Regions from separate parts of the Homo sapiens genome. Here region 2 is linked to region 1. A link is an interaction called in ENCODE POLR2A ChIA-PET data of the cell type or tissue named here. Cell type or tissue: MCF 10A. All regions are shown on one strand. Links, peaks and the distances in the headings refer to the core of each region. The heading gives the core; the rest is flanking DNA.

Region 1 (9,532 bases), core at 2,035-7,034:
CATGCCTAACCCTGCAGCACCCACCCGAGACCCTTAGCCAGACGCAACAGGCACTTTCTAAAGCCCAGCAGGGAGGGGTCTCAGAGCCTGAGCTCATGCCTGGGGTCAGGTGGCACCTTCACCCACCCCACAGACCCACTGTGCAACCTGAGGCACCAGAACCGGGTGTCACCCAGAGCACCTGCCTCCACCTTCTCCCCGCTCTGAGGCAGGCCCAGCACTCAGAAGCACCAGAAAGGTTTGGGGGTTGTAAACTAAAAGAAGGAAAAGATAAATAGCATGTCAACTAACTACTACCCAGGTCCTCAAAAGTCCAAATCCCAAGGCCTGGCTTAGGGGAAATTGCAGACTATTGTTCATCCAAAGGAGGGCAGTCAGAGGTGACAGGCAAGACCTGCAACCACAGTCTGGTCACCCTCCCTCACTGGGATTATCCCAACCAAATGCCAGCTGATTCGACTTCACTCCATGTAGAAAGCTCGAGAATTTTGTCAGGGAATTCAACCTTGAGTTGCCCGTGGTCCAGCACTACTAAAGGTTGATTTGAGGCAACAAATCCTCACCAGTGTCAAGGGCATGTCAATTACCCATTCCTTTGCAGTATTCCAGGTGAAAGTTACATAAAGTGCAGGCTGAGTTAGGGAAGCACTGGGCAAGGAGGTGCACTCACCCAGAGGGCTAAGGGCAGCTGCCACACTCTCCCCAACGTTCTTCAGGAAATTCACACTCGGATCCTCCGATGGACCAGAAGCTTTGATTTTTACAAAGATAAGATAAAGATATCTTTAATGCCTTGGATACCTGTCACAGTCCTGTCACCTTCTTGCCAAGGTCCCTGTGTTCCCGGGTGACCTTTAACCCGGACATCTTGTCCAGTGACCCACTCAGCATCCCCCTCTCCTTCCTCCCACTCTGCACCCCCTGGCCCTGCACAGAGAGCATCTCCACTCTCCCGTGCCATCTCCCCCTCATCTGTGACCCTGGTGCTCAGCAACCCCACAGAGGCTCAGGCTCAGTACACTGTGAATATTGATCACCTCCTTGAGTAAATATGTTATTTACTCAAAGTCAAGCAAACATCCCCATCTTTGTCCCAAAGGGTGAGGTGATTCACAGGACACAGTAACATTAATAAAATCAGAATCCAAAAATCTAGACTACAAAGCTAACGGTAAGTCTTTCACTTATAACTATGTTTCAAAGGACTTCAGCAACTTTGGCTCTGATCTTCCTGACAACCATCACAAAAGAGAACAAAGTGCATCAAAGACCCCTGGGCTGGAAGGGCCTCCCTGCCTGCACCTCAGGGTACCTTGAGAGGGCAGCCTCCTGAGGTAGGAAGGGCTGTGCAGGTAAATTTGTGGCCTCAGGCACTTAGGCACCTCAGTTTCCCCATTTGGGAAATGGAGAGAATACACCCCACTTTGCAGGGTTCTTGTGTGATTGTAGGGCACCAGGAAGGTGGGGGGTATCCTGAATTCTTGCCTTGCACACACGCTTTGCACAAGGGCCCTGCACACAGGCTGCCTGACTACTGTCACCAATCAGAAGCAGGTTCCAACACAAGCCTCACCTGATTCTGCCGTGGGGCCAGGGCGGGCCTCCCCTGCACGAGGAGGACGTGGGCTCCAGTTTCCTGGTGGACCCATTTCCCATCCTGGCCACCCGAAGTGTCCGTGTTTCACCTTCCGGAGCCAGCGGCTGTGCGAGAAGCCCTGGGGGAGGAATTAGCAGAGCGGCAGGCAGTGAGCGGGTCAAGGTTCCTGCCACCCTGAGCCCACCCCAGGCCTGCACAGAGGGCCTGCTCACCTCAGACAGGTGCCCGAAGGGGCTGGGGAATGCGAGCTTGGTGTGCCCCCGGTGCAAGCCCTTTCCCTCGCAGACGCTACACAAGTCGTAGTCTGGGCAGACGCTGCACTTGTAGCGGGTTCCTACCACAGGCCCATTGCAGCCATCGCAGATCACATTGGGGTGCACCATGTTGCGGGGCGCCTCCTGAGCACACGGTGGGCGGTGGTCCCGCCGGCACTCTTTTTTCTCTACAGGAAGGGTAAAGAGAGCCGCTAGGGTGGGACCCCCTAAAGTCCTCCCCCTCTGTCGTCACTGTGGGGCTGTCACTGCCAGCAAGGCCCCCGGCCCTGCTCTCCAGCATGGAATCCACACAAAATTCAGCCACTTAGGTGAGGGCAGCAGAGCCACCAAGAACCTGCTAGGAGGTTCCCAGTCCCTGTGTCTGTTTGGCCCAGGCAGCAGAGCAGCAGCAAGGAGCCCTGTCTGCACAGCTTTGGCCTTGCCCTTCACCCAAGCGCCACGGCACCAGACCCCATCCCTAACCCAAGCACCACGGCACCAGACCCCATCCCTAGAGTGAACATGGACTCCTCTTTCTCAGGTCAGGCACAGCACTTAAAATGTCTTTTTTTTTTTTTTTTTTTTTTTTTTTTTTTTTTTGTCGCCTAGGCTGGAGTACAGTCATGTGATTTCGGCTCATGGCAACCTCCGCTCTCCAGGTTTAAGTGATTCTCGTCTCAGCCTCCTGAGTAGCTGGGACTAGAAGCATGTACCACCACACCCGGCTAATTTTTGTATTTTTAGTAGCGACAAGGTTTCACCATGTTGGCCAGGCTGTTCTTAAACTCCTGACCTCAGGTGACCTGCCCGCCTCGGCCTCCCAAAGTGCTGGAATTACAGGCGTGAGCCACACCTGGCCTATGTCTCTGTCTTAAACAGCCCTCAAATTGCTGACCCCTTCATTGGTGGAACATCGAGCCCTGTTTTTTACTCAGCAGGGAACTGAGTACAAGCTGAGCTGGCTTCAGGCAGCCCCCAGAGCAGCCCCTTACCTTTAATGTAGATTCGGAAGATGTCATCCTTCACGTAGGACATGGCCATTGTCAATTCCTCGTCACTGGAAAAGGCAACCAAGTCCCCGTCCTCATCTAGATTGTTTAAAAGACAGCACGTGAGCACCCAGGGGTTCTCAGCTGGACATAAGCTGCTGGAATGGGCTGAGGCAAGTATGAAAGGGACACTCACAGGGCTATAAACAAACACACCTACTTGAGCCACAGAGGGCAGGAGTGAGAGGCAAGACTACCCCCTTGCTCTGGCACCTCCTGGAAGGTGAGTGCTCCGACCTGGGCCCTGGACCACAGCCACATGCAGGGGGCGGAGGGCCTGTGCACAGGGGCAGCAGCTTTGGCTGCTGCACTTATTTAGCCTTGGGCCAGCTGCCTTTTCAGAAACGTGCCACCTCATTCCCCATCCGACCAGGCCCATGTCCGTCTTCAACTGTGGGAGATCCCTGCCTGTGACCTGCTCCTGAGGGGCCCAGCCCCACAAAGGCCTTAGACTTCTAGTGGCTTGGGAGTAAAGGAGAAGACAAGGGCATCTGCCTGCTTCCTTCCCTAACAAAGCTGAAAGACACGTATTTGTATGTAGTCTCCATTTGTGACAGATACATATGAGCTGAAATGGCTTTAAAGCACAGCTGTGCAGACCAAACCACGCCATCCACCGAGGGCACAGGTGAGGCACCCAAAGATGCAAACAACCCAAATGTCTGTCAACTAATGAACAGGTAAACAAAACATGGCCTGTCCACACAACAGAATATTATTCCTCCAAAAAAAACTAGTTCTGATATGTGCCACAACACTGAACACATTACACTAAGTGAAAGAAACCACTTGCAAGACTACATTGTCTGATTCTATTTACATGAAATGTCCAGGATTGCAAGATGAATAGATACAGAAAGGAGGTTGCTGGGGGCATGTGGATAAGAGGGTGATAAAAGGTATGTATGGCGTTTATAAGGTGATGAAAAGCTCTCACACTGAATATGGTCCACAAACCTATGAAAATAGTGAAAACCACTGACTTGTACACTAAATGGGTGAACCCTTATTTCAGTTACAGCTCAATAACATCACAATTTTTTTTTTTTTAAGAATAGGAGAGGGCCTGGTATGCTGGCAGCGCTCCAGAGGGAGGTCCTAGCACTGCACCCTCCCAGGGGCCGGCCTTGGCCACCTCCCGCCCTCCTGGCCACAACCACCTCCCTAACCCCACCCCCAGCAGCCACTGGTCACACCAGCGCAGCAGGAAACAGGGCTTCTGTGCCAACACCAACACTTCTGAAGAACGTTCTCGTCCACTTGCCAATGGGAAAACATCTGTACTCGACCTGGCTCGGAGCGTTCCGCCGGCGATCCGTGCCCTTCTCCCAGGCGCTGTCGCGGCGCTCGCGAGTCCCCCGCACCCCCGCGCTTGTTTACCCGCGTCACTCCCTCCCCTCGCCGGCGCTCGCCCGGCTCCTCCAGGGCATTATCTGAACCCACCACCTGGCGCAGCAAGGTGTCAGTGTAACCCGAGTGCCCGCCTGACCACCCAGTGCCCGCGGAGAGCCAGAGCGTTCGCCCCGGCGCGTCCTTGCCAAAATCCCCAACAGCGCGGGGGGTGGAGCGGGGCGTCTGACGCCCCCAGGCTCGAGCCCCCGGCCGGCAGGGCTCCACCGCCCCAGGGGGCCGACGCTGAGCAGCGGGTCCCGGCCTTGGTCACCACTCCAGTCACCAGGCCGGCTCCCATGGCCGAACTGGGGACCCATGCAGGCCACCGCCATCCAGGGAGCAGCCAGCGCAGACCCCCTCACGGCCCGCCAGGCGTCGCCGAGAAGGGAGGGGGCAGCCACCCCGCGGCAGGAGGCCGTGTCCGGCCTGCGTCACCGCCCCCGCCGCTCCCCGGCCCGCTCACCGCGGTAGTGCGCCTGGAAGCCGCCAGGCCGCAGCGCGGGGAACAGGGCGGCCACCCGGCTCAGCAGCCGCTCGCAGGGTCCCGGACCCGCCGCAGCCTCGGCTTCCGCCTCAGGCTCGGGGCTGCAGCAGAAGCTGAAGCGGCGAATCTCGCGCGCCGCGTCCTCCTTGCCCAGAAGGTAGGCCTTCACGGTGAGCGACGCCATAGCGAGCGGCGAGCTGGCGGAAAACGGGCCGTCCCGGTCGCAGCCGCCGCGCGGCTTTTGTAGCGAACGCGGAGGCCCCGCCCCGCCTCGAGAGGGGCGGAGTCTCTCGCGCCCTCCCCGCCCCCGCCACCGTCGTCGCGGCGCGAGAGCCGCCCTGCAGAGGCCCCTTCACTACTCTCCCCTTCCCCGCTACCCCTCGCTCCAGGTCTCCCGGCCCCCTCATTGCTGACCCCTCTCTTCATTGCCCCGGTGCACCAAGGACCCCAGGAAACCGGCCCTGGCACTCATACAGGCCTGGGCTCCAGCCTCTGCACCTGGGATCAGGGTACTGGCGGGGGTCCAGCCCCTCGCCCCTCCCAGGCTTGGGCCTGGCCATGACTCAGCAATATCCTCAGTTGGGGGTACCCAGTGCAGGGAGAGGGGGACACAGCCCCCATATCAGGAGGCTGCTAGGTCGCCCAGTGGGCACTGCTGGCCAGAACAAGCTGGCTCTCAGGTTGCTGTTCCGACCCTGCCATGGTCAGCCTGCCGCGGTGGCAGCCCTCTTACAGCGCATGGCATCCTCGGTGATGGGCAGCGCATAGCATACTCGGTGACGGACCCCGACTCTGGCCTGAGCACCAGAGAAGTTCCCAGTTTAGTAGGAGTGGAGTTGAGAGGTGCTGGAGGACCAGCTAAGGTCTCCTGAGTGTCAGTGGTCGCCAAGTGTTCACTGTGGTCCAAGTGACTCCTTATGGGCTCCTCAATTCAGCAGGTAATGCCCATGGCCCTGTGGGGGCTCAGGCCCGTTGGCCTTGTGGGCAGCCAAGGGGGTCAGCCAACAGCCTCCTCAGCTAGGAAGGAAGAAACACTGCTTTATGCCACCAGAGTAACCTGTCCGCCAGAACTGGGGCAAGGAGAGGGGCAGGACGAGTGGTCACCCTCTGGAGCCTCCCAGGCAAGGTCCTGTGAGTAGGAGGTCAGAACCTGCTGGGTCCAACTCATGCCATTTCAGCCCAGGGCTTGCAGGAGCTGGAGAAACCTCCCAGGGGAGGAAACCCAGAGGGAGGCAAGAGTGGCTGGATGGGGCCAGTCAGGTGCGAAGGTGATGTGTGGGTGTGCGCACAGCAGGGGCTGGTCCACAGGTGTGAATGATCCTTCCCGGAGGGCTCCGAAGTGGGCAAGGCTTCCACCCTGCCCAGAGCAGCCCTGTGGAGAGGGTTCAGGCCTCTCCCTGCATCCGGCGGTGGAGAGTGGAAAATGCCCCAGGGCCTGCTGGAGCCACTGCCTTGCAGACAGGGGCAGGGGACACAGAGGGGCGTGCTGGCAGAGGCTGTGGCCTACAGACAGGTGCTGGCCAAGCGTGACTCAGCAGCCCAGGCGCCTGAGAGCCACGTGGCCCCCGCCGAGGGCCGGCTTTCCTGCCCCAGCCCCCGGCTATGGCCCGGTCTGAGCAGGGTGAGGGACACAAGGAAGGCCTGTGGCTCTGGGAACATAGCTTTGAGGAAGCGCTCAAGGCGCCCCACTCACCCCCAAGAAGGAGCTCCTTTGCTTTCTCGCCATTTGGCCCGTTTGGGATCGCGGGAAGTTTCCGCGGGGGCTAGGGGCATGTGAAGAGACTGGGGGGGGGGCGGGGAGGGGAGAAGGAAGCACAGAAGAGGGAGTCTTTGGGAAGCTGGGGTGGACACCCGGCTCTGGCCCTTCCCCGCACGCCTTGCGGCCCCAGCGGCCGCCCTGCCCCCACGCGAGGCCGAGGCCTCCCGGAGGTAAACAAGGCGCGGCGGGAACCCCCTGGCAGGGCCCTCTCCTCCCGCCGCGGAGGTCAGGTGGTCTGGCCGGCAGTGAGTCAGCGTCCCATGACCGCTGTCGTAATAGGGGGATCCCCGGCCCCTGCTGCCACCCATCTCAGTGACCTCTTACCTGGAGGCTGGGCTGGGGAGTGGCTCCGGGGTCACCGTGAGTCCCCTGAGCAGGAAGAGCGTGCAGCGGCTGGAGCCAGACAGACACTCTCCCCCTTCTCGCCTCTGACTCCTTCCCCTTTCCCGATGCAGTCCCACCCCGCAGGCTCCCCGCGTCCACTGGCCCCTTCCCACCCTCCAGGGCCCGGCGTGCATGCCCAGGGAAGGCTCGGCACCTGAGCCGCGAGACCCACTATGGACCAGCCTCTCATTTCCTCATCTTTCAAATGGGGCTGAAGTGGAAGGATTTGGGCTGCCCTCCCAGGCGATGCCCCGTGGGTGTGCGAGTTGTTTAGCTGCTTTTGGGGCTGTAAGCTGGGGGGTCAGGGCAGGACAGAGACTGCAGGGGGGCTGAGGTGGAAGAGTGGGGAGGGCAGGAGAGGCCTGAGCCAAGCGCCCAGTGGTCCCAGGAGACCAGCCGGGGCAGCCACAGGGGTGGTCTGGTTCTGTCTGTTGCTGCCCAGCATGTTGTAACCACCTCCTCAGTTCCCCCTTCCCCCCTCCCAAATAATCCTATGCCTTGGCAGTGGTGTTCCCAGGTTCGCTTCTTTTCTTTGGGGCGTGGAGTCAAGTGTCCGCGTGGGTGCTGGGGCAGCCAGAGACAAGGCCACTGAGGGATTCAGGCCGCACTGCTCTGGGCCATCTTTAGGGAGATTGACAATCACAGGGGACACAGGGGATGAGTTCCTCTACAGAGGTCCTGGTCTGTGCGGGGGCCTCCAGGCCTTCTGCGCTGCAGCCACTCCCTTCCACTCACATGGGAGGGCCACAGCCCTCCCTTGCCATCTTCCTAATCATGCCAGCTCATTCTACCTGGTGACTTTTCCCTGGCTCTCCCTCTGGTCCAAAACCCTTTCCACTCCTGCCCTACATGGCAACTTCCCACCCTAAATGTCTCCTCCTCAGCGGGGCCTTCCTTGACCACTCCCTAGGAAAAATCCCCAGGCACTGGACATCACTTTTTTTTTTTTTTTTTTTTTTTTTTTTGAGACAGTCTCTCTCTGTCACCCAGGCTGAAGTGCAGTGGCACGATCTCAGCTCACTGCAACCTCTGCCTCCCAGGTTCAAGCAATTCTCCTGCTCCTGCCTCAGCCTCCCAAGTAGCTGGGACTACAGGTGCCTGCCACCAAGCCTTGCTAATTTTTGTATTTTTAGTAGAGATGGGTTTCACTATGTTGGCCAGGATGGTCTTGAACTCCTGACTTCAGGTGATCCGCCCACCTCGGCCTCCCAAAGTGCTGGGACTGCAGGCGTGAGCCACCCGCCCGGCCAGGCATCACCCCCTTTTAGCCCTTTCAGACAAGCCCAAAGCCCAGGCAAGAGGCACGGGGGCCATGGGAGGGGCACGCCCACAAGGGGTTTGCAAAGATCTTTCTAAAAGAAAAGGAGTTCAAGTCATGGACAGACATGGTTAGAGAATTCAGTGATGCCAAGTTGTCAGGCCTGAGAGCCCCAGGGACCCTCTCCTACTGGAAGGCCAGAGCTGCAGAAAGAGGTCCCCTGGGCTGGGCGAATTTCTCCAAATAAATTCAAACATGGCCTGCCTCGGGACGGGGGCGAGACCCTGGGCCCTCAGGGGCACTGAGGGGTCGTCCATGCCGGGGGACATGGCCACTTGGGGGCGGCCCTCGTCAACCGCGGAGTGGGGAAAAGGGGGGAGGGATGGAGGACGAACGCCCGGCGGTGTCTAAAGGCACGACGCGGAGCAGGAACCACAGCCCTGGTCCCCAGAAAGCGCGCGCGGCCCGGGGCAGAACCTGCCGAAGTTCCAGCTCGGGGCGCAAGGGATGTGGGGGTCACTGGAAGACGGGGCGCGGGCCGCCCGTGGGGAGGAGACTGGACCCGAACCCGGCCCACCCCACCCGAGCGGCGACGCCAGCGCTGACCCCAGGCGTGTCCCGGCCCCCGGCGCGGCTCCGGCCCAACCGTGCACGCCCGCGGAAGGCCTCGCACCCGCGTCAGAAGTGGCCTGCCCGGGGCCACCGGCCCGCAAGTCCCCGGTGTTCTCGAGGTCCCTGCCCCGTCCCGCGCGGCTGTAGCCGGCGGGAGGGGCTGAGAGGCGGGTCGCGCTGGGACCTAAGGCGCCGCCCCCTCGCCAGCCTCTCCCTCCCTCCGTCACCGGGTGGCCGGAGACCCGGGGGCACTGCTGGGGTACCCCAAAGCATAGGGCCAGCCTGAGTGCGCAAGGTCCTGAAAAGACGGGGGGGCGGCGACAAGGAGTAGGGAGGGGGGCTGGAGGAAGACGGCAAAGTGACCCCGGAAGGGTCCAGGCGCCCCAAGCCCATCGAAGACGGGAGGCTCTCAGTGGCGCCTGGGGGGACTGTGGGAAAAGCAGCTCAAGAAGGGGAATCTGGAGCGAGGTGGGGGAGAGGTCGGCATGGCCTTCTCTAGGAGCGCCAGCGCCAGACAGAGCGGTGACAGGCCGCACCGGGAGTACCCCGTCTATACTGAACGGGTCAGGAGTGTGGGATCCCGTGGAGGGGCTGCCCTTGCAGCAGGAGCGATGGCCCTCTCGCTCCCCTCCACCTGCTGCCATCGAAAACCTTCTGGAAGAGGCCAGGCGCGGTGGCTCACACCTGTAGTCCCAGCACTGGGAGGCCGAGGTGGGCGGATCACGAGGTCAGGAGTTCGAGAC
Region 2 (9,532 bases), core at 2,055-7,054, 58 kb after region 1:
CACCGCAACCTCTGCCTCCCGAATTCAAGCGATTCCCCTGCCTCAGCCTCCTGAGTAGCTGGGATTAGAGGCATGTGCCACCACACCTGGCTAATTTTGTATTTTTAGTAGAGATGGGGGTTTCTCCATGTTGGTCACGCTGGTCTCGAACTCCCGACCTCAGGTGCTCCACCCACCTCGGCCTCTCAAAGTGCTGGGATTACAGGCATGAGCCACTGCACCCGGCCTAGGGGAAGAACACTTTGAAGGGGGCTTTGGTCAATGGAGACCACTCTGTCCCATGTGCATAAACCTTGGATTTCGGGCTATCCCTGAACGACCCGAAACTGTACATCTGCGCAAGCATTTTACTGGAAGAGACTGCTTAGCTTTTGTCAAATACCCATCCTCAAAAAATACTGAGAATCAATGAGAACTTTAACAGATATTCTCTGTCAATATATAGACCACAAGTGAGAGTCATGTCAAAGGCCACCACAATATTATCCCGTCATTACTGACACTTAGAAGAAAAGGGGAACTTAGCAGAAGATAGGCAAAAAGCAATCATTATTTAAACCAGTTCAAATTGTTGAGCTCCTTTCTAGTTATTCATTCTAAGATTCTGGTATAATTTCTTCACTCTAATCACCAGAAGCTTAAGAACTACTGAGAGTGCTTCGTAAGTTGCAAAGTGCTACCCAGATGGCAAGCACCCTCACTGTGTGCAGCTGAGCCTCTCTTCAGGGGGTGCTGAACGGCGTGAGACATCTTACTGGCTGAAGTAAGTGGAATTATCAGCACTGGGAGATGCTTAAATGGCTTACAGTTTTTGGCTATTAGAAATAACCACACAATGAATATCTTGGATATAACTTTTTCTTTTATTTTGGATTATTTCTTTAGATCAACTTGTCGGGTATATAGTGTGTCAATGCATATGAACATTTTACAGCATGTGAAAAATACATAATGTCAAATGACTTCCCAAAAGCAGTGAGCTCATTTACACACTCTCATCAATACAGGAGTGTGTCTATTTCCTCATGATATTACCGGCACTGGGCTTTTTAATTTGCAAAATTTTAGCATGTATTACAAATTCACGTTCACTGCAGGCTTATCTGCACTAGCGGAAAACAGGAAACAACCCGAAGGGCCATTTTCCATTTGATGCTACCGGGCTTTAGAACCATGATGAAGTAAGCACAGAGCTGAGCTGTGCTGGGAAGCAGCACATGCCTACAATGTTATAAGCTTACCAAAAATTAGGGAATTTTGTACATGGAGATCTGAAAGGTAGTAAAAAAAAAAAAAAAAAAAAAAAGCCAAGCCTCTAAGAAGCACGTGAAACGTAATGTTTATCTGCAAAACACAGTCGCAAATTACTTAATTTAAATCCTACGGCACGAAAGAGACAGTGGACTAAATGCAGGTGATTCCTGAAACCTTCGTGCAGTTAATAATCAAGCTATGCCAGGGAACTTTACCCTATTTTTTATTAACAATCAACCCTGGTTTATTTTATAAATTTCCACTCCCAAGAGGAGCAAGGATGACAGCAGCTATTCCCTCCTCCCTCTTCCCACAACTACCTCGGATCCAATTAACATCCAAAGTAGTGAGTAACCTCACTGAAGTGTCTGCAGCAGAGGAACAGAAAGCAAAGGCTCATACTTACCTGGCCAGGTGGAACCAGTGATCGGAAAGGCATATTTCCTGGCTTTGGCTTCATCAGAAACAGGGAGTTCTGCTCGTGACTTATATGGGACAGCTGCTGGGGAAGATAAGCCATCAGGGCTGGCTTGCTCTGGCCAGACCCCGGGCTGCCTTGCCCACAGTCCGCTTTGTAATGAGAAAGGGGTTTTGTATTGCCGTAGTCCAGCACAGACCCCTGGTTATTCGCGGAGTTCTGATTCAAGTTACTCGGTGGCTGGTGACTCAGCAGGTTCACATGGCTGGGCTGGAGGTAGGGGCCTCCGGGCCGAGGGGAACTCTTATTCACACTAGGCATCATGAGCAGTTTGGAGTTAGTGAAGTCTTGCTTGTAGCTGGAAGGGCTGGCAGGCTTCTCCATGGGGTAAGGGACATCTAAGGAACTGTGGGAGGGCCCCGTCTGCTGCCATGTGGACATCTGGCCCGGGGCTGGTGCCGGGGTGGCCTGCTGTGGGTTCTGGAGCATCTGCTCGCGCTTCTGCTTGGCAGCGATCTGCTGGAGCTGGTGGGCAGAGGACAGCTCTGAGGCCCCTCCTGGGCCCTGACTGGGCAATACCACACCTGCAAGGGCTCTTTGTGCGTTCTGGGCCTGGGCTGATGCCGGCATCAGGTTTGGACTGGGATTGTCCGCCCGGGGCTGACCAGAGGTGTGGAATAAGGTTTGGGAGCCCCCTAGGCTGGGGGAATCTGTACTCACAGGGGCAGAGGAAGGCCCCAGAAAGGTCTGCCCTGCAGACCCGGCCCTCACTTGTGGAGAGCCTAACTGTTCTTGCTCAAAGGCTGCTGGAGAGAATTCCGTCTTAATATTAATGTCCTGTGCCAAGGGGGTTTGTGTGGCAGAGCCAGAAGACTCTGGGTCCTTCTTCTCCTCGAAGTCCTCATTAAACAGGTCCTTCATGTCTTCATCGGGCACCGACCTGTTCAGCTCCTCGATGAGCTCCTTCCACTCCTGCTCGTTAAGGTTGAGGTCTGGCATGAGGTTGCTTTGCGATATGGAGCCGACAGTCCCAGTGATCATGCAAGGCAGGTCTTCGACAGGCTCCTGCTTCAGTTCTTTATTCAGGCTCAGAGGAAATGACTCACTGGGGTTACTGCCTCCATTCAAGTGAAGGCTGGAGTCAGCCAGACGCTTTTTGTTGAGAGAGTCTAGCCCCAGAGAGTGCTTCCCACTGGACTGCAGGGCGTCGGCTCCAGAAGGCTTGTCAGACTGACCGAGGGGGGAGGCTGGAGGCAGTCCATTGGAAGAGATGGCAACTCCCAGAGGGGCCTCCCGGCGAGTCTTCTTATGCCCAGGAAAGAGGTCCCCGTAGCCATTCTGTTGATCGCCATTCTGAGGGGAAGTGGCGCTGTCAAGATTCCTCTTAACTGTATCATGAAGATGCTGAAAAACATTGAAAAGAATGACTTAAGATACATATGAATTTGCTCTGCTATGACAGTAACAAGCCAAGGGCTGATGTCCCTGCAATGCTCGCCAGTGGGTTCTGCTTGCATAGTGTACACTCCCATTTCTGGGGACACACCTCCATTTTCCCTGACGGTCCTATACCTGGCCAGTCAGAACTGATGTCTAGCTAAAGTGCTTCTGCAGTCCTCTTTCTGCAGGAGACAGGCATGAGGCTGCCCACAGCCATCTCGTCTGGCGGTATGCCCAAGAATGGAGCCAACAAAAAAATGCCAGAGAGTACACACACACACACACACACACACATATATATATTATATATATATATATGTTTTGAGATGGAGCCTTGCTCTGCCGCCAGGCTGGGTGGAGTGCGGTGGCACAATCTCAGCTAACTGCAACCTCCGTCTCCTGAGTTCAATCAATTCTCATGCCTCAACCTCCCAAGTAGCTGGGATTACAGATGTGCACCACTGTGCCTGGCTAACTTCCGGTATTTTTTGGTAGGGACGGGGTTTCACCATGTTGGCCAGGCTGGTCACAAACTCCTGGCCTCAAGTGATTCACCCGTCTCAGCCTCCCAAAGTGCTGGGATTACAGGCATGAGCCACTGTGCCCAGCCCCTCACTTTTTTTTTTTTTGAGACAGAGTTTCGCTCTTGTTGCCCAGGCTGGAGTGCAATGGCGTGATCTTGGCTCACAGCAACCTCCGCCTCCAGGGTTCAAGCCATTCTCCTGCCTCAGCCTCCAGAGTAGCTGGGATTACAGGCATGTGCCACCATGCCCAGCTAATTTTGTATTTTTAGTAGAGACGGGGTTTCTCCATGTTGGTCAGACTGGTCTTGAACTCCAGACCTCAGGTGATTTGCCCACCTCAGTCTCCCAAAGGGCTGGGATTACAGGTGTGAGCCACTGCGCCCGGCCGGCCCCTCACTACTTCTTATTGGGACTATTTGCTTGAACATAATCTGTCTGGTGTGACACTGTGACTCTGCTTCCCATCTGCTCCTCGATGGATTCATGCCACTGAAGTTATTAAGATTCTGCCTTGTGCCAGAGACAAGTGCTGTGGGGAACATAAAGACAAAGAAGACAGCTCCTCCTCGGGTGGGCTTTCAGGACATGGGACATACACAGACAGGGCTACAGAGTGAGAGCAGCACACAGTAAGTACCCTGGGAGTTCAGGGGCGGCGATTTCAAGATAAGAACATGTCAGAAGGGATGGGAAGGGGACAGAAGACGGACTCCTTCTACTGCTTCCTCACCTGCATGTGCTGCAGTCAGGACTCAACTCCACTGCTCAGAGGGAGTGCCTATGCTCAGCTTCCAAACACATGCTGCTCCTTTCCTGTGTTTACTTTATTACGTTTTTGTCCTTTATCCCCCACCCCCAGTACCATCCCCCCTTCCCATAAACCCTAAGCATCTATAGCATGTTATTAGAAAATGTTCCAAGTAACAGCCCTCATTATTATCTTTAGACAGGATTCAGAGGAGACGGGGAGCCCCCTGTGCTAGCTTCTCCGGCTGCAGAGAAAGGCCACCTGACTCTCCACACCAACCCCAGGGGCCCAGGTGAAGTGCCCTGGCCTGGGCGTCCTGCCTGGGGCAACTCCACGGGCATCAGTTCTCAACAGCAGATTACCCACTGGACACCAGGGAGGACCATTTTCTCAACCTCTAATCCCCAATTCTAATGTTCCTGTTCTTCTTTTCCCCACATCAAGATTTGCTTATTTCTTAACTGTTAAAGCTGACTACACAGTGCTCTATAAATCCTAGCCAAGTCAGTATTTTTAAAAATCCATATATGGGTAACTAAGTCGGTCTGAAAAAAAAAAAAAATCGCAGGAATGCCTGACAAATGGAACTGCAGGGCAGAGGTAAGCAACAATCCTAGGATTCAGAACACCGCCCCACAGCTGCAGGACGTTTGCTTTACTTTCATGCAGGTTCTTCTGCTTTCTCCTGCCACCTAGGGGTGGAAGGGAACCACGCACATAAAATAGACCCTTTATAAAAAGCCATTATTTGAAAAGTTTTCCTTGTGGAAGGTAAATTCATACCCATTTAAATGGTCAGAGGAAATAAAAATTAGTTGCTAACATTTCCTTGATTTTCATCTTTTCTACCATTTTCTTTTGTTCCACAGTGCCAGGTCTGGGCTATCTGTAAACCTGGGAGCTCAGTTTTCCATCTTCCTAGGGGAAAAAGAAAGATGGAAATCTAAAGGGTCAAGGCACTTGATGAGTCAGCTGGTTGTCTCAGATTAGAAACAGAATCTTTCTTTGCCCTAACAATTACAAAAGCTACCACTCCCTCATTCAATATTCACATGCAAACAGCTGCAGACAAGTTCCAATGTAACAACTGAATTTTGTAATACCTATTGCTTTTAACCAAAGGAAACAGTAGGGCATTTTGTCAACTACTCACAAAATTTAACTGGAATAACGTAGACGGGGATAGGAGTGTGTAATGTGGTGGCCCCGGCAGATTTTTAAGCCCTGAGCATTTGCAGGAGTGTCTGATATGCAGGGCAAGGATGAGTGAGCCTTGGAGCCTGAACTCAAAGAATCACAATAGAGATGGGCAAACAGCCTGAACAGATTAAAAGTTATGTAAGAACAGACACAGAAGGTGCTATAAAGCAATACTAGACTGGCTGCCACGTATAAATACAGGAGCCTGCTCCAGCACATCTGGTACTTCTGGGTGCTCAGCTCAAAGGTTCCTGTTGTAACTACTGAAGAGTTTCTGCAGTGTACAGGGTTCCAGGAGGACCCAGTCCTGGGAGATAATATGATCAGATGCTCGTGGTCGGCTGGAGAACCACGTGTGCTCAGCCTTCCACCAAGACACCCCGCTGACCTAAGTCCCATCCTAGCCTGTGCCAGCTCCCTCGCTGGGAGGCCACACTCTCCAGGCGCCACCTGCCATCCTCTGCTCTGGGAGAGGAGCTCCAGGATACCACCACTGCTCTGAATCAAGCTGGAGCTGGCCACACCTTTTGGACTCCTAAGCAGCATCCTGTCAGTCTCTCACCCACCATGCACTAGCCTTATAGGAAGGATAATCCTTTGCCTATCTCCACTTCCTCCTTCTTCAACCACCCACCGCTGCACTCCCAGAATGCTTTGTGGCCAAACTCACCAAAAAATGACAATACCTACATGCTTCCACTCTGAGCTGACAGACACAGCTGCTGAAGACACGCGTGGTTCTTTCATGAGTGCTCCTTACACACTGGCAGCCAATGCCCCTTTCTAGCCCTACTCATCAGGAAATTTGCTTTTCCTCCTGCCTCCTCTTTTTTACCTCTTCTATCATCTTCCTGTCAGCCAAACTCCACCAGTTCCCACCCCTTAGAGCCAGCACCTTGATCTATGGCAATATGGATTACATTCCTGGCCAATCTGGAAATCAATGGGATGTGGGGAAAAGGAAGGGAGGAGTTGAGAACTGCTTTCTCCAAGGCCAGCAATGATCTTCCTACTGTTACACATAGGCCATATTTTCAGTCCTTCCTTTCCCTCTCTCCCTGCACTCCCTTCCTCTCCCTCTTATCATCTGCCACTTAATAATTCATCTTTATTATTATTATTGAGACGGAGTTTCACTCTTGTTGCCCAGGCTGGAGTGCAATGGTGCAATCTCGGCTCACTGCAACCTCTGCCTCCCAGGTTCAAGTGACTCTCCTGCCTCAGTCTCTCGAGCAGCGGGGATTACAGGCGTGCACCACCATGTCCAGCTAATTTTGTATTTTTAGTAGAGATGGGGTTTCGCCATGTTGGCCAGCTGGTCTCAAACTCCTGACCTCAGGTGATCCGCTCACCTCGGCCTCCCAAAGTGCTGGGATTACAGGTGTGAGGCACCTCACCCAGCCCTTTATTAATTTTTTTTAAGAGACAGGGTCTCACTCTGTCACCCATGCTGGAGTACAATGGGTGATGATCAAGGCTCATGGCAGCCTCAAACTCCTGGGCTCAAGTGATCCTCCCGCCTCAGCCTCCTGAGTAGCTGGGACCACAGGCATGAACCACCATAACTGGCTAATTTTTTTGCTTTTGTGGAGACAGGAGTCTCACTATGTTGTCCAGGCTAGTCTCAAACTCCTGGGCCGAAGCGACCCTCCTGCCTCAGCCTCCTAAAGTGCTGGGATTACAGGTGTGAGCCATTGCACCTGGCCTCCTTCCATCTTTTTTTTGAGACGGAGACTCGCTCTGTCACCCAGGCTGGAGTGCAGTGGCGCGATCTCGGCTCACTGCAAGCTCCACCTCCCGGGTTCATGCCATTCTCCTGCCTCAGCCTCCCAAGTAGCTGGACTACAGGCGCCTGCCACCACGCCCGGCTAACTTTGTTTTTGTATTTTTAGTAGAGACGGGGTTTCACTGTGTTAGCCAGGATGGTCTCGATCTCCTGACCTTGTGATCTGCCCACCTCGGCCTCCCAAAGTGCTGGGATTACAGGCATGAGCCACTGCGCCCGGCCTGCTTCCATCTTTAAAGTTCCCTTTTTCTTTACCACTTTTCTTGTATCCTCTTCTGCTTTTATGGTTGGTTGTTTCTAGTATCCTTTGAGAAGTCTCCCCTTCTCCTGCCCTTCTATCAAATAGTACAGTCCTCTCCCCCTTTTACTCTACATAGTCTACCTGAGAGATTTCACACATTCCCATGCCTTCAAATTCCCATGACTGAACATCACACTCAAATAAACCCAACTGTCTGGGAACCAAACGCTGATCCACTCAGCCCTTGTCCCTTCCAACTTCCCTCATAGCCCTCCCTGCTGTGCAGCATGCTGGGGTCATGCGGCTGGCTTACAGCTTATAGCTTCTCAAATGTGCCTGCTCAGTGCTGCCTGGGGCCTCTGCACCTGCTCTTCTCTTTGCCCAGAGCACCTCTTCCCTCTAACTTTTCTGGGGATGACTCAGCTTCTAATTCAGGTGGCTTATCTCCTCCATCATCCACATCACCTACCACCCACACCATAGTACTTTCTTGCTGATCCCCTCACCAGAGGCACTCATCTAGTGTCAGGGCCTAACCCGACACTAGAATGCCAAGCAGAGACCCCAGTGCCTTCGACAGTGCCCAGCACTTGATAAGTGTCTGTGAATAAATGTGCCATCTGATGCCCCACCTCTGCAGAGCTCTTACTTCTGTCTATCCGAAGACCTACTGAGCCCCTGTCCACTTGAGTGATGACTCAGATGACATCTGTCCAAAGCTGAGGCCAGCCTCTCCCCAGTCCTGTTTCCTTTCCTCTGTTCCCACATAAGACTGTCACTACCAGCCGCCCTGTCACATAAACCAGAAACCAGCCTCCCTCCCGCTCCTCCTTAGTCCCTACATACAACTGGTACCCAAGTCCTGTAGAGTCTACCTCCTTAATATTTCTTGAACCCACCCACTTCTCTCCATTCATTAACACACATATCTCTCACTTGAATTATTTTAACCATGTGTTGAGATCCTGCCCTCCCAACCTGTGTTCCTCATCAGAGTCAGAGGGACTCCACCAGCGTGGCTCACTGGGACTCCACGTGAGGGTAGGACTTACAACATCAGAAGTTTTTAAGGCAATAATTGTTAACTATTGGCAATTCCAACCCAATCCCATGGTCAACATTTCTCTCCCAGTCCCTGTATGTCCACAGGACACTCGGGAGCCCTGACCCTCTCTTCAGGTAAAGTAGGTCCATTTCATGAAACACTCAAGTTTTCAGTGACTTGAGGAAGGGAAATCCATGTCAAGTAGCAACTTGTTAATTTGATAAAGCACAAATCTGAACCAAGTGCTGTAGGAAGAAGTCCTGACTTAAGTCATGTGCTTGCTGACCCCTCATTTCCAGTTACTTATGATGTATTCCCAGTTAATCATTCTTAACCTATTATTCCCAGTGAATTCAGGATCTCACTCAACCTTCAAAACAACCCTAGAGGATGAGCATCATTGTTCCTGTTTTATTGCCACTGAAACTGAGAAAATTACACAAGGTTTCCTGAGGTTTGATGTCTCAAGAAGGATCCCTTCTGAATGCTGGGGTCTGCTGCCGACAGACTCCCTTTGTCAGAACAGACTTGGTGAATTGATCCCACTTCCGAGAGTGATGCCGAAAGAGAAGCTTGCATGTCAAACACCAGCAGCAGGACAGAGTGAGTCAGTTTCAAACCGTACAAATAGGAGCACCTTCGTGAAGCGCAGATACCCAGCAGCTGTCATTACCAGAAAAATGAACTGTGCTGTGAGGAAATCCCACATACCAGCGCCACAAACAATCTTTGTAATTTTTTTTTTTTTGAGTCGGAGTCTTGCTCTGTTGCCCCAGTTGGAGTGCAGTGGCACGATCTCAGCTCACTGCAACCTCTGCAGGTTCAAGCTATTCTCCTGCCTCAGCCTCCCGGGTAGCTGGGATGACAGGCGTGCGC

Evidence for each region. ChIA-PET counts read pairs that join two places held together with the same protein. Peaks named below come from ENCODE experiments on the same cell type or tissue, not always from the same donor. Only the 100,000 strongest peaks of a DNase experiment are listed, where the experiment ranks them.
Region 2: POLR2A ChIA-PET joins it to region 1 with 15 read pairs; 12 of 35 experiments call an interaction of 5 or more read pairs at or near these places.

Annotation. Positions count from the first base shown.
Region 1 is chr5:179,816,365-179,825,896 of GRCh38, reverse strand. It overlaps SQSTM1 (sequestosome 1), which reads right to left and starts at 4,992. Exons shown (of 8, transcript NM_003900.5): 1 at 4,756-4,992; 2 at 2,844-2,939; 3 at 1,810-2,039; 4 at 1,574-1,715; 5 at 671-751. The coding sequence starts at 4,960. RefSeq lists enhancers at 1,596-2,133, 2,134-2,672, 4,781-5,490, 6,098-6,257, 6,658-6,957 and 2 more and silencers at 4,378-4,557, 4,568-4,827, 4,938-5,187, 6,488-6,667, 8,586-8,655 and 1 more. In MCF 10A, for the core only: a CTCF peak has its summit at 4,838; DNase peaks (open chromatin) are centred at 4,096, 6,056, 6,196, 6,776 and 2 weaker places.
Region 2 is chr5:179,758,870-179,768,401 of GRCh38, reverse strand. MAML1 (mastermind like transcriptional coactivator 1) reads right to left here. Exons shown (of 5, transcript NM_014757.5): 2 at 1,661-3,076. Among named protein-coding and RNA genes, the nearest start is that of LTC4S, 30 kb to the left of the region's middle. RefSeq lists an enhancer at 8,075-8,154. In MCF 10A, for the core only: a CTCF peak has its summit at 5,077 (motif pointing left); DNase peaks (open chromatin) are centred at 2,801, 3,321 and 5,051.